Linked DNA regions of Homo sapiens: region 2 is linked to region 1. A link is a loop called in an ENCODE intact Hi-C map of the cell type or tissue named here. Cell type or tissue: B cell. All regions are shown on one strand. Links, peaks and the distances in the headings refer to the core of each region. The heading gives the core; the rest is flanking DNA.

Region 1 (5,355 bases), core at 135-5,134:
CCACCACCACGCCTGGCTAATTTTTTGTATTTTTAGTAGAAACGGGGTTTCACCATGTTGGTCAGGCTGGTCTTCAACTCCTGACCTCAAGTGATTGGCCCACCTCGGCCTCCCAAAGTGCTGGGATTACAGGCAGGAACCACTGCGCCTGGTCCCATACATGTTTTTAAAGGGTTAGTCCCAAATCTAAAGTTTACTAGTAGTGCCTGTGTTTTCCAGCTAATTCCCACATAATTCTACTTAGAAGGAAACTTTAATTCTGATTAAGTTTGAATTGAGAAACATAAATCTGATGCCTTTCAATGTCCAAGCTTTAAAAAAAAAATCACCACAAAATTTTCAGTAAACTTACTAAATATGACACTTTATAGAAACCATTCCAAATTCTTATAATAGTTTTCGTAGAATCAGGACTAAAATGGGTTTTCAGGTATTTCTTTCCTACCCTTTATCTAAGACTACCTACAAGTGTTATTTACGTGTAATTCCCACCAACTCACATCTCCTTCCTTCATAAAGCATTTCTATTTCATAACTTTTCTATGAAAGGCAGTATAGCACATACAGTGAAATGTGATAGAAAGAAACGGTTCTGGCACAAGATTAGCATGATTTTTGTATTAGTGCCACTACTTAGAGCTGTGATACTGCCAAGTTACCCAACATCGTGGTGTCTCAGTTTCCTTATCTGTAGGATGAAAAAACCACCACCTAGCTAATTAAAATAGGATACTGCTTAGCCTTTGGTGGGTGCTCAGTAAATGGTCACTATCATGATACAAGATGGTCATCAAATACTTCCTATTGTAGTTGAAGGTCAATTTCTCTTTCCACTTTTCCTCAAGATGCAGAATGGCTGGTTTTTTCTTTTACGGTTTCAAAACTTCACTAGTTAGAGATAATACTACTGCTAAATTTTAATCTATTATATTTGCATCACAACTTTTATTATATCAAAGTAATTGATACAGCTATCTATACTTGTCTTTTGTCTAGGATATGCTCTCCAAATCTTGATTCTCTTTAAAAGATAATGGCATACTTCCTAACATATCCAACTTAACAGCATCAATTTTAAATGCTGGACCCTTTAAGTACTTATGCATTATATTTATAAGAACATGTCTATGGCCGGGCTCGGTGGCTCATGCCTATAATTCCAGCACTTTGGGAGGCCAAGGTGGGTGGGTCACTTGAGTCCAGGAGTTCAAGGCAAGTCTGGGTGACATGGTGAAACCCCATGTCTACAAAAAATACAAAAATTAGTTGGGCGTGGTGTAGTGCACCTGCAGTTTCTAACTTCTTTAGGGAAGCTGAGGTGTGAGGAGGATCGCTTGAGCCCAGGAGGCAGAGGCTGCAGTGAGCTGAGATTGCACCACTGCACTGCAACCCGGGTGACAGAGTGAGACCCTGTCTCCAAACGGAAAAAAAAAAAAAAAAAGAACATGTCTTATACACGGGGACTCCTGCTTCACTGTAACTGTCTTTAAAATGTTTAAATTTATGTTTTTCTTTTTAAAATATTCTAAATATTCAGCAAAGAAAAAGAACCAAAATCACAGATTTAAACCTCAAAGTGCCAGCCTATAATAATGAGTAAAAACCGGCATATGAGGGCTGACAAATTTGCTTGAGCAGCAGACTAAGGGATTTCTGGAAAACTCTATATAAAACGTACACGGGTACATGGGTTCTTTGGAATAATTGCTAGGTATGCTTCTGGATAGTGTCAGGGAAAAAAAAAGGGAGAGGATGGTAAGGATACTCACAGCAGACAGGAGAGCCTGAAATGAAAGGTAAATGAATTTGAAAGGATGGTTCCTTCTGGTCCTCCATTTTAGAAAGCAAGCTCCTCTTTACTGTCTCCCTGCACTCACAAACACAGGCCAGCCACAACAGAGCAGCATTTTGCCGTTGCTTCTTTCATCTACTTCAATCATCTCCCCCCACCCCCAACTTCATTTTGCCTACTTCAATCATCTACACTGCCTTCTTGCTAATTATATAACCACTGCTTTTTTTTTCACCTGTTTATTAACTTTTCTTCTTTTCTGTATCTTCTCTAGTCAATTGACCTTCCTCTTTTCTGTTCGCTGCTTCCTAGAGTTTTTGTTTTTTCTCTTTTGTGTTATTTTGTATTTCTTTGCATTGCCTTTTATATTATTCTAAATCTCCTTTTTATTCCCCTGCCCAATATTGTTCTTTACCTACAGAAACAATGTTGGTACTTCAGGTACACACCACTTACATATTTTAAAATGTGTATGCTAAATAACCTTCCACACTGGTAGTAACGCTGGCCTCATTACCGCTGGGAAAAAAGTCAGTTTTTTCCACTACCATATTCCCTATTTATTCCTCTTTTAAATCTTTCTTCTCCTTCTCTGGACTACACTGAATTGCCATCATAGAATTCTAATACAGTTTCTAGTACTCTGATGTGGCAGATCCTAGGAGGATAAAAAGCTAACTGAAGAGTGGTAGAAAGTGTTAGGATAGGCAAAAAATGGAATTTGGTTTTAATATTGCCATAACCGTTAACTGACAAGTGAAAATCTCATACATGGAGGGTTCCACCAGCTTACTACTGACAGTAGAGGATAGGAGCCTATCAAAATTGATCTTACAAACTAACCTGGGTTTAAAATTATGTTCCTGTTTGGGCCCTGTCCTTCTCTAATGCCTTTTTCAGCTAACTGAAAAGAGGAACCGTATGGTTTCCTTATTTTAAGCAAAGTCACAAAAGAGGAAACATTTTTGGCTAAAGACAATTCATGGCTTATATTTTCTGATGCTTTGCATAGCATTAAAACAGATTTTTAAAATGAAGTTCTGAAGAGAATAACATTTTCTAAAGAAGTCCCCCCGCCTTTTTTTGTAATCTATAAGAATAATGGGTAGGAACTGCATGGATGATGACCATCCAGAGATTATTCAAATCCCTATATCTATGCCAAAAGTGTTCAAATTTTCCCTTTTAAATCTTTTGCAAAATGGATAAAAAGCAGAATTTATTAACTCAGATTTCACTGCCTCTGCTTATTTTCTGGTAGAAGTACTAGTAAAAAGCAAAAACTAAAATGGAAAGGAATCAAGAAGCCCAATACAGGTTAAATGTTTACTGTGCTCCTAATATATAAGGCATTAACTACAAAGAAATCAAAATATAAAAACATGAGGCAATAAAGGGTAGCAGAAAGAATGTATGCTTTGGAATCAGGTGGCCCTGGGTACAAACTCCCAATCTGTCACTTCGAGTGGTATAACATCAGGCAAACTGCTTAACTCATTTGACACTGTCTCTTTATCTGTAAATAAGGGATCCCTTTACCTTCCTTATAAAGTCATTTGAAGGTTCTGTGAAATAAAGTATGCAAAACTGGGATAGTACAACACATAATATGCTCTAGATAAGTATTTTTCTTTCTCCTTTCTGCCTTCTTCAAGGTTCTTTATAATCTTGTTCAAGGAAGTAGGTATAGGAAAATGTGAAAAGTAAACACAATTACTTAAGAGAATAGAAGTGTGAGTGAGATACATACATGAATTATGTAAGGAACCATAAAAACAATAAATGAGAGCTAGGGGGAATTCAGTAAATGACTGATCTGTTTGGGCTGTAGTCAGTCACAGAGAACTTGGGTTAAGAAGGGGAATTTAAACTGAGGTCTGAAAGATGAGGACAGATTCAGATATGCAGCCAGAAAGGGGAAGAGGCTAGGTCTGGAAGAAAAATAAAAAAAAAAGAACACCCTTGAGAAGGGTAAAAAACAGCATAGAAGTGTCTGTTTAGCAGGGAAAAATCGTGTGTTTAGAAAGTATGCAAGGTGGGAAAGGGATGCATTTGGCTGGATAAGAAGTTTCAGTCATGATACGTGAATCTGGACTGGTTAACTCAAGCCAGAAGGAAGAAAACTCAATTTAGAAGTTTTATCTTAACAGGCCAGGCGTGGTGGCTCATGCCTGTAATCCCAGCATTTTGGGAGGCTGAGGCGGACAGATCACTTGAGGTCAGGAGTTCGAGACCGGTCTGGACAACATGGTGAAACCCTGTCTCTACTAAAAATACAAAAATTAGCCAGGTGTGGTAGTGTATGCCTACTGTAGTCCCAGCTACTCGGGAGGATGAGGCACAAGAATCGCTTGAACCCAGGATGTAGAGGTTGCAGCGAGACAAGATCATGCCACTGCACTCCAGCCTGGGTGACAGAACGACTCTGTCTCCAAAAAAAAAAAGAAAAAGGAAGTTTTATCTTAACAGAAATTAAACCCTCAAGCAAGGCAGTAGTAACCTGATCATGCACACTTTTAAGATTAATTCAGCAGTGTGCAGGAGAGTTCAAAGGAGAACTGTTTTAAAATTCAGGCTTGAATTATTCGTATAGGGAAAAAAATCACATATCTTTTCTTCTACTAAAACAGGGCCATTTATCATCACTGTGTACCAAGTGGTAGAGGAGTAAGCAATGATATGCTGTTTAGATATGCTGAAAAGGTAATTTGTAAAACCTTTATTGCACCTTCCAACAGAACATCAAATCTCTCTAAATATAGGCTTATGAGTCAGAAGAACTATAGTTTCTAATCATGTATACCAATATCTAACACCCTAAGATTTTCTATTCCCTAATGTTAAGAGATAACCAAATAGTTGCCATTGTGTTTGATGATGTGCAAAACAAGTATATTATACCAAAAGTTGCAAATTGTCTCAGTAGAACTCTTCACTTTAGAGGAAAGGCAATTGAGAACAGGAAAGGTTAAGCAACTAGTTCTCATGGTTAGACAGGTAGTTAGATGGGAGAAGTAGAACTGAAACTTAACTCTCCAAGTTTTAGCATCTACCACATCCCAGAAAAAGCCCTATCTGCCAAACTTTCATATGTGCCTTATTTTCCTGTGCCCACATTGTTGCTCTCCCTGGCTGGAAACTTAATTAGTTTTTATAGACTTTTAAAATTCAGTTCAAGCTTTACTTCACTGAAGCCTTTCCAGGCTAGGTTAACTTCTCTGTACATCTCCTGCATACTTTTATGAGAAAGCTTATCAAATTATTGTAATTGGGCCAGGCGTGGTGGCTCACACCTGTAATCCCAGCACTTTGGGAGGCCAAGGCAGGCAGATCACCTGAGGTCAGTTCTCGAGCAGCCTGGCCAACACGGTGAAACCCCGTCTGTGCTAAAAATACAAAAATAGGCCAGGCGTGGTGATGTGTACCTGTAATCCCAGCTACTTGGAGGCTGAGAGAGGAGAATCAGTTGAACCTGGGAAGCGGAATTTGCAGTGAGCCCAGATTGTGCCACTACACTCCAGCCTGGGTGACAGAGTAAGACTGTCTTGAAAAAAAAAAAATTA
Region 2 (5,355 bases), core at 71-5,070, 350 kb after region 1:
GAGATGAAGTCTCACTCTTGTCCTCCAGGCTGGAGTGCAATGGCACGATCTCGGCTCACTGCAACATTTGCCTCCCGGGTTCAAGCGATTCTCCTGCCTCAGCCTCCCAAGTAGCTGGGATTACAGGTGCATACCACCACGCCCAGCTAATTTTTTGTGTTTTAAGTAGAGACGGGGTTTCACCATGTTGGCCAGGCTGGTCTCAAATTCCTGACCTCAGGTGATCCGCCTGCCTCAGCCTCCCAAAGTGCTAGGATTACAGGCGTGAGCCACCGAGCCCAGCCTGTTTTTGCTAAATTCTTTCAGGGACAAAGCACTTTTTGTCAAGGGACGGAAGAGATCATTAAATTTCCATTATTCTTACTTCCACTCCACTTCATAATAAATGATTCAAATGCCCAAACATAAGCCAAAACACTGCTTAAAAACTTTTTTGGTAGAGAAGATCTTGAACGCTATGCTGTCCAGGCTGGTCTCAAACTCCTGGCCTCAAGTGATCCTCCCTTCTTGGCCTCCAAAGTGCTGGGATTATAGACATGAGCCATCACATCTGGCCTCACCCCATTTTTTTCTCACCCCATTATTAATGCCAAACTTTGTCAGCAACAAAAGTCAGCAAAAAACGAAGAAAGTCATGAACCCTAACCTTAATACCTTGATTAAAGAAGCCTTCACTGACACTCTTACAGAATGAAAAACTATGGACTGGAAGAAAATATTTACAAATCCAAGTCTGTATTCCTAGTATCCAGAATATATGAAGAACTCTCAAAATTCAACAGTAGAAAAAGCAAACCACCCAATTTTTTTTTTCTTGAGACAGAGTCTCACTCTGTCACCCAGGCTGGAGTGTGCAGTGGTGCGATCTCGGCTCACTGCAACCTCCACCTCCCGGGTTCACGCCATTCTCCTGCTTCAGCCTCCCGAGTAGCTGGGACTACAACCACACCCGGCTAATTTGTTGTATTTTTAGTAGAGACAGGGTTTCACCGTGTTAGCCAGGATGGTCTCGATCTCCTGACGTCGTGATCTGCCCACCTCAGCCTCCCAAAGTGCTGGGATTACAGGTGTGAGCCACTGTGCCCAGCCCAAACCACCCAATATTTTAAAAAGGCAAGCAGGGCACTGTGTCACATGCCTGTAGTTCCAGCTACTCAGGAGGCTGAGGCAGAAGGATCTCTTGAGGTGAGGGGTCTGTGGATGTAGTATGCCATGGTCATATCTGTGAATAGCCACTGTGCTCCAACCTGGGCAACATAGCAAGACCAGATCTCAAAAAAAAAAAAAAAAAAAAAAGCTAGGGAATCAAATGGTCACTTCATCAAAGAAGATATAAGATTGGCCAATAAGTACATAATAGGACTTCGACATTGTCAACCGCTAGGGAAATGCGTATTAGAACCATAATAAAATACCACTCCATACCTATCAGAACAGTTAAAATAAAAAATACTGACAACACCAACTGTTGGTGATAGAGTAACTGGAACTCTCATACATCACTAGTGAAATGTCAAGTAGTACAGCCACCGGGAAAGTTTGTTATAAAATTAAGCATATATCTAACCAAATGTTGATGGCTATTGTGATACCCTGGTTCTTGTCTTCTTAGTTTAAAAGAATTTAGGCCGGACACGGTGGCTCATGCCTGTAATCCCAGCACTTTGGGAGGCCCAGGCAGGCAGATCACGAATTCTGGAGATTGAGACCATCCTGGGTAACGTGGTGAAACCCCACCTCTACTAAAAATACAAAAAAGTAGCCGGGCGTGGTAGCAGGCGCCTGTGTCCCAGCTACTCGGGAGGCTGAGGCAGGAGAATGGCATGAACCCAAGAGGCGGAGCTTGCAGTGAGCCGAGATCGTGCCACTGCACTCCAGCCTGGGCAACAGAGCGAGACTCCATCTCAAAAAAAACAAAAATGTAAACAAGAGACACACAGCAAAAGAAGTGCAGCATAGGCCAGGCGCGGTGGCTCATGCCTGTAATCCCAGCACTTTGGGAGGCCGAAGTGGGTGGATCATGAGGTCAAGAATTCAAGACCATCCTGGCCAACATGGTGAAACCTCATATCTACTAAAAATACCAAAAATTAGCTGGATGTGATGGTGCATGCCTGTAATCCCAGCTACTTGGGAGGCAGAGGCAGGAGAATTGCTTGAACCAGGGAGTCAGAGGTTTCAGTGAGCCAAGATCACTCTACTGCACTCCAGCCTGGCGACACAGAGAGACTCCATCTCGGGAAAAAAAAAAAAGTGCAGCATAGAGTTATTTATTGTAAAGGAGAAAGAGGATTTTGAAAATTAAGTGCAGAATGGGCAGCACACTCAGAGAGAGGATTCAGGGTAGGCTGCTCATTTAAGGATGAGACAGCAAAAACTGGCACTAAGGAGACTCCCTTTATGGGAGTCTTATGTGATTATTCATAAGGAAGTGGAAAGAGGAGTTACTAGTAAGCATGTTCTGGGTGGTCTTCTGGGTGCACATGCACAGTAGTTTACATGCTTGTTCATACACCACATGTCTCATTACCATCTTAAATTTCCACCCAGGGGTGTATTTTTTACTATTAAAATAAGCAAAGGGTCAGTTTGAGACCAGGTAAAATCAAAGTGTGCATGCTGTCAGGGCCGGGCGCGGTGGCTCACGCATGTAATCCCAGCATTTTGGGAGGCTGAGGTGGGTGGATCACCTGAGGTCGGGAGTTTGAGAGCAGCCTGGCCAACATAATGAAATCCCATCTCTACAGAAAAATACAAAAATTAGCTGGGCATGGTGGCATGTGCCTGTGGTCCCAGCTACTCAGGAGGCTGAGGCAGAAGAATTGCTTGAACCTGGGAGGCAGAGGTTGTAGTGAGCCGGGATGACACCACTGCACTCCAGCCTGGGTGACAGAGCAAGACTCCATCTCAGAAAAAGGAAAGGACAGGAGAGGAGAGGGGAGAGGAGGGGAGGGGAGGTGAACCGCAAAGTTTGCATGCTGTCTACATGGGAAATTCCCTACTGCAGATAGCTTTGCTTGAATTAGCTCAGTTGCATTGTGAATGCTGAGGCTTATTGTGTTGACTGAATGGTCAGCATGATTGCTGTGTCCTGAGACCCTGGTTACTTCCTTGACTACCTACCCTGCATCAGTATGAACCAGAAGCCCCATACCTGGGGACTGTTGTATGTATGAATAATTTGTTCCTTTTTATTGCTAAGCAGCATTCCACTGGATAAACAAGGTATGGTATAGCCATATAGTGGAATACTTCTTAGCAATAAGGAAAGACATATTGACACATGCAGTGACTTTGATGAATCTCAAAGGTATCATGTGCTGTGAAAGAATCCAGTCTTTAAAAATTACAGGCCTGGCGTGGTGGCTCATGCCTGTAATCCCAGCACTTTGGGAGGCCGAGGCAGGTGGATCACGAGGTTGGGAGATCGAGACCCTCCTGGCTAACATGATGAAACCCTGTCTCTACTAAAAATACAAAAAATTAGCCAGGCATAGTGGCGGGCGCCTGTAGTCCCAGCTACTCGGGAGGCTGAGGCAGGAGAATGGCGTGAACCCGGGAGGCGGAGCTTGCAGCGAGCCGAGATTGCGCCACTGCACTCCAGCCTGGGCGACAGAGCAAGACTCTGTCTCAAAAAAAAAAAAATAAAATAAAATAAATAAAATAAAATAAAATAAAATAAAATAAAAATTACATATTAAATGATTCCATTTATATGGCATTTTTGAAAGTACAATCTATAATGATGAACGGATCAATGGTTGCCACGGGGCAGGGGAAGGGTGTGGCTACAAGGGAGTTTTGGGGTGTGACATAACTGTTCTTTGCTGAAGCAGAGTCTCACTCTGTCACCCAGGCTGGAGTGCAGTGGTGAGACCATAGCTCACTGCAGTCTTGAAATCTCAGGCTTAAGTGGGAGTTCAGCCTTGAGTAGCTGGGACTACAGGCACATGCCACCATGCCTGGCTTTTTTTTTTTTCTTTTTCTTTTTCTTTTTTTGAGACGGAGTCTCACTCTGTCGCCAGGCTGGAGTGCAGTGGCGCAATCTTGGTTCACTGCAACCTCCGCCTGCCGGGTTCAAGCGATTCTCCTGCCTCAGCTTCCTGAGTAGCTGGGACTACAGGCACGTGCCACCACAGTCAGCTAATTTTTGTATTTTTAGTAGAGACGGGGTTTCACCATGTTGGCCAGGATGGTCTTGATCTCCTGACCTCATGATCTGCCTGCCTCGGCCTCCCAAAGTGCTAGGATTATAGGCGTGAGCCACCGTGCCCGGCCAATAAATTTCTTTCTATAGCCATATATATATATATGTATATCATTGGTTCTGTTTCTCTGGAGAACGCTAATACAAGTGAAGTGTGATTCAAATTTTCTTTTCTTTTTCTTTTTTTTTTTTTTGGAGACGGAGTCTCACTCTGTCACCCAGGCTGGAGTGCATAACCCCCCAGGCCCAAGCAAGCCTCCCACCTCTGCCTCCTGAGTAGCTGGGACTACAGGCATGCATTACAGTGCCCATGCCTAGCTATTTTCTTTTTTTAGACGGAGTTTCCCTCTTGTCGCCCAGGCTGCAGTGCAATGGCTGTTCACAGGCATGATCCCTCTACTGACCAGCACGGAAGTGCTTCATTTCTGATCTGGGCCAGTTCACCCCTCCTTAGGCAAACTGGTGATTCCTCACTCCTGGGAGGTCACCATGTTGATGCCAAATTTAGTGTGGACACCCAATTAGCATTGTGCACTAAAGCCCAGAACTCCTGGGCTCAAATGATCTTCCCACCTCACCCTCCCCAGTAGCTAGGACTACAGGCACGTGCACACCTGATATCTCTGAGCCTTTACACATGCTTCTTTCTCTGCCTCCTCCCACCCCAACCCAACTATCTTCTACTCTTTCTTCAGGATTCAGCATAGGTATCATCTCTTTTAGAGAACTTTATCTGTCAGGACTGATTCAAGTAATAGAAACTTCCTTGCACTAACAAGCCAAAAAGGGAAAAAGGGATTTAATATAAGAGTATAGAAGCATACTCTTCCTTGAGGAAGGAATCATCCAAAACCAAGCACTCCATTTCATTAGGACTTTATCTCTTGTGTCTGTTCTTTCCCACCCTTAGAATCCCAGTTGGCCTCTTCAAGTAGCTTTGTTACTGCCTATCTATACTTCTCGTTCTTCTCCTCTAGACCATAAGTTCCTTGAAGGCAAGACTGTACCTTTATTAATTTCCTCATCCCCAGAACTTAGCAGAGTACACCCAACAGAGTTCACAGGTGGTCAAAGAGGCAGACAAGTAAACTGGCCCTTAATGCACAACCCAGCAAGTGTCCTTGAAAATGCACATTTTCAAGGTGCTT

The links. A loop is a pair of places that touch in the nucleus more often than their neighbours do. Peaks named below come from ENCODE experiments on the same cell type or tissue, not always from the same donor. Only the 100,000 strongest peaks of a DNase experiment are listed, where the experiment ranks them.
Region 2: it touches region 1 in a loop (5-fold over the local background); 3 of 110 quality-filtered maps call a loop at or near these places.

Annotation. Positions count from the first base shown.
Region 1 is chr17:31,307,027-31,312,381 of GRCh38, reverse strand. The region is part of intron 36 of NF1 (neurofibromin 1); the gene reads right to left. All of the region lies in intron 1 of EVI2B (ecotropic viral integration site 2B), which reads left to right. Among named protein-coding and RNA genes, the nearest start is that of EVI2B, 4.4 kb to the left of the region's middle. RefSeq lists an enhancer at 1,101-1,180. In B cell, for the core only: no CTCF peak of the experiment used is centred there; DNase peaks (open chromatin) are centred at 1,281, 1,921, 2,641 and 3,641; H3K4me3 peaks cover 5,000 bases; H3K27ac peaks cover 5,000 bases.
Region 2 is chr17:30,959,035-30,964,389 of GRCh38, reverse strand. It overlaps ADAP2 (ArfGAP with dual PH domains 2), which reads right to left. Exons shown (of 11, transcript NM_018404.3): 11 at 5,068-5,355. It also overlaps a transcript of RNF135 not described here and the pseudogene RN7SL138P. Among named protein-coding and RNA genes, the nearest start is that of RNF135, 9.3 kb to the left of the region's middle. RefSeq lists a silencer at 3,868-3,917. In B cell, for the core only: no CTCF peak of the experiment used is centred there; DNase peaks (open chromatin) are centred at 2,989 and 3,809; H3K4me3 peaks cover 782 bases; H3K27ac peaks cover 1,058 bases.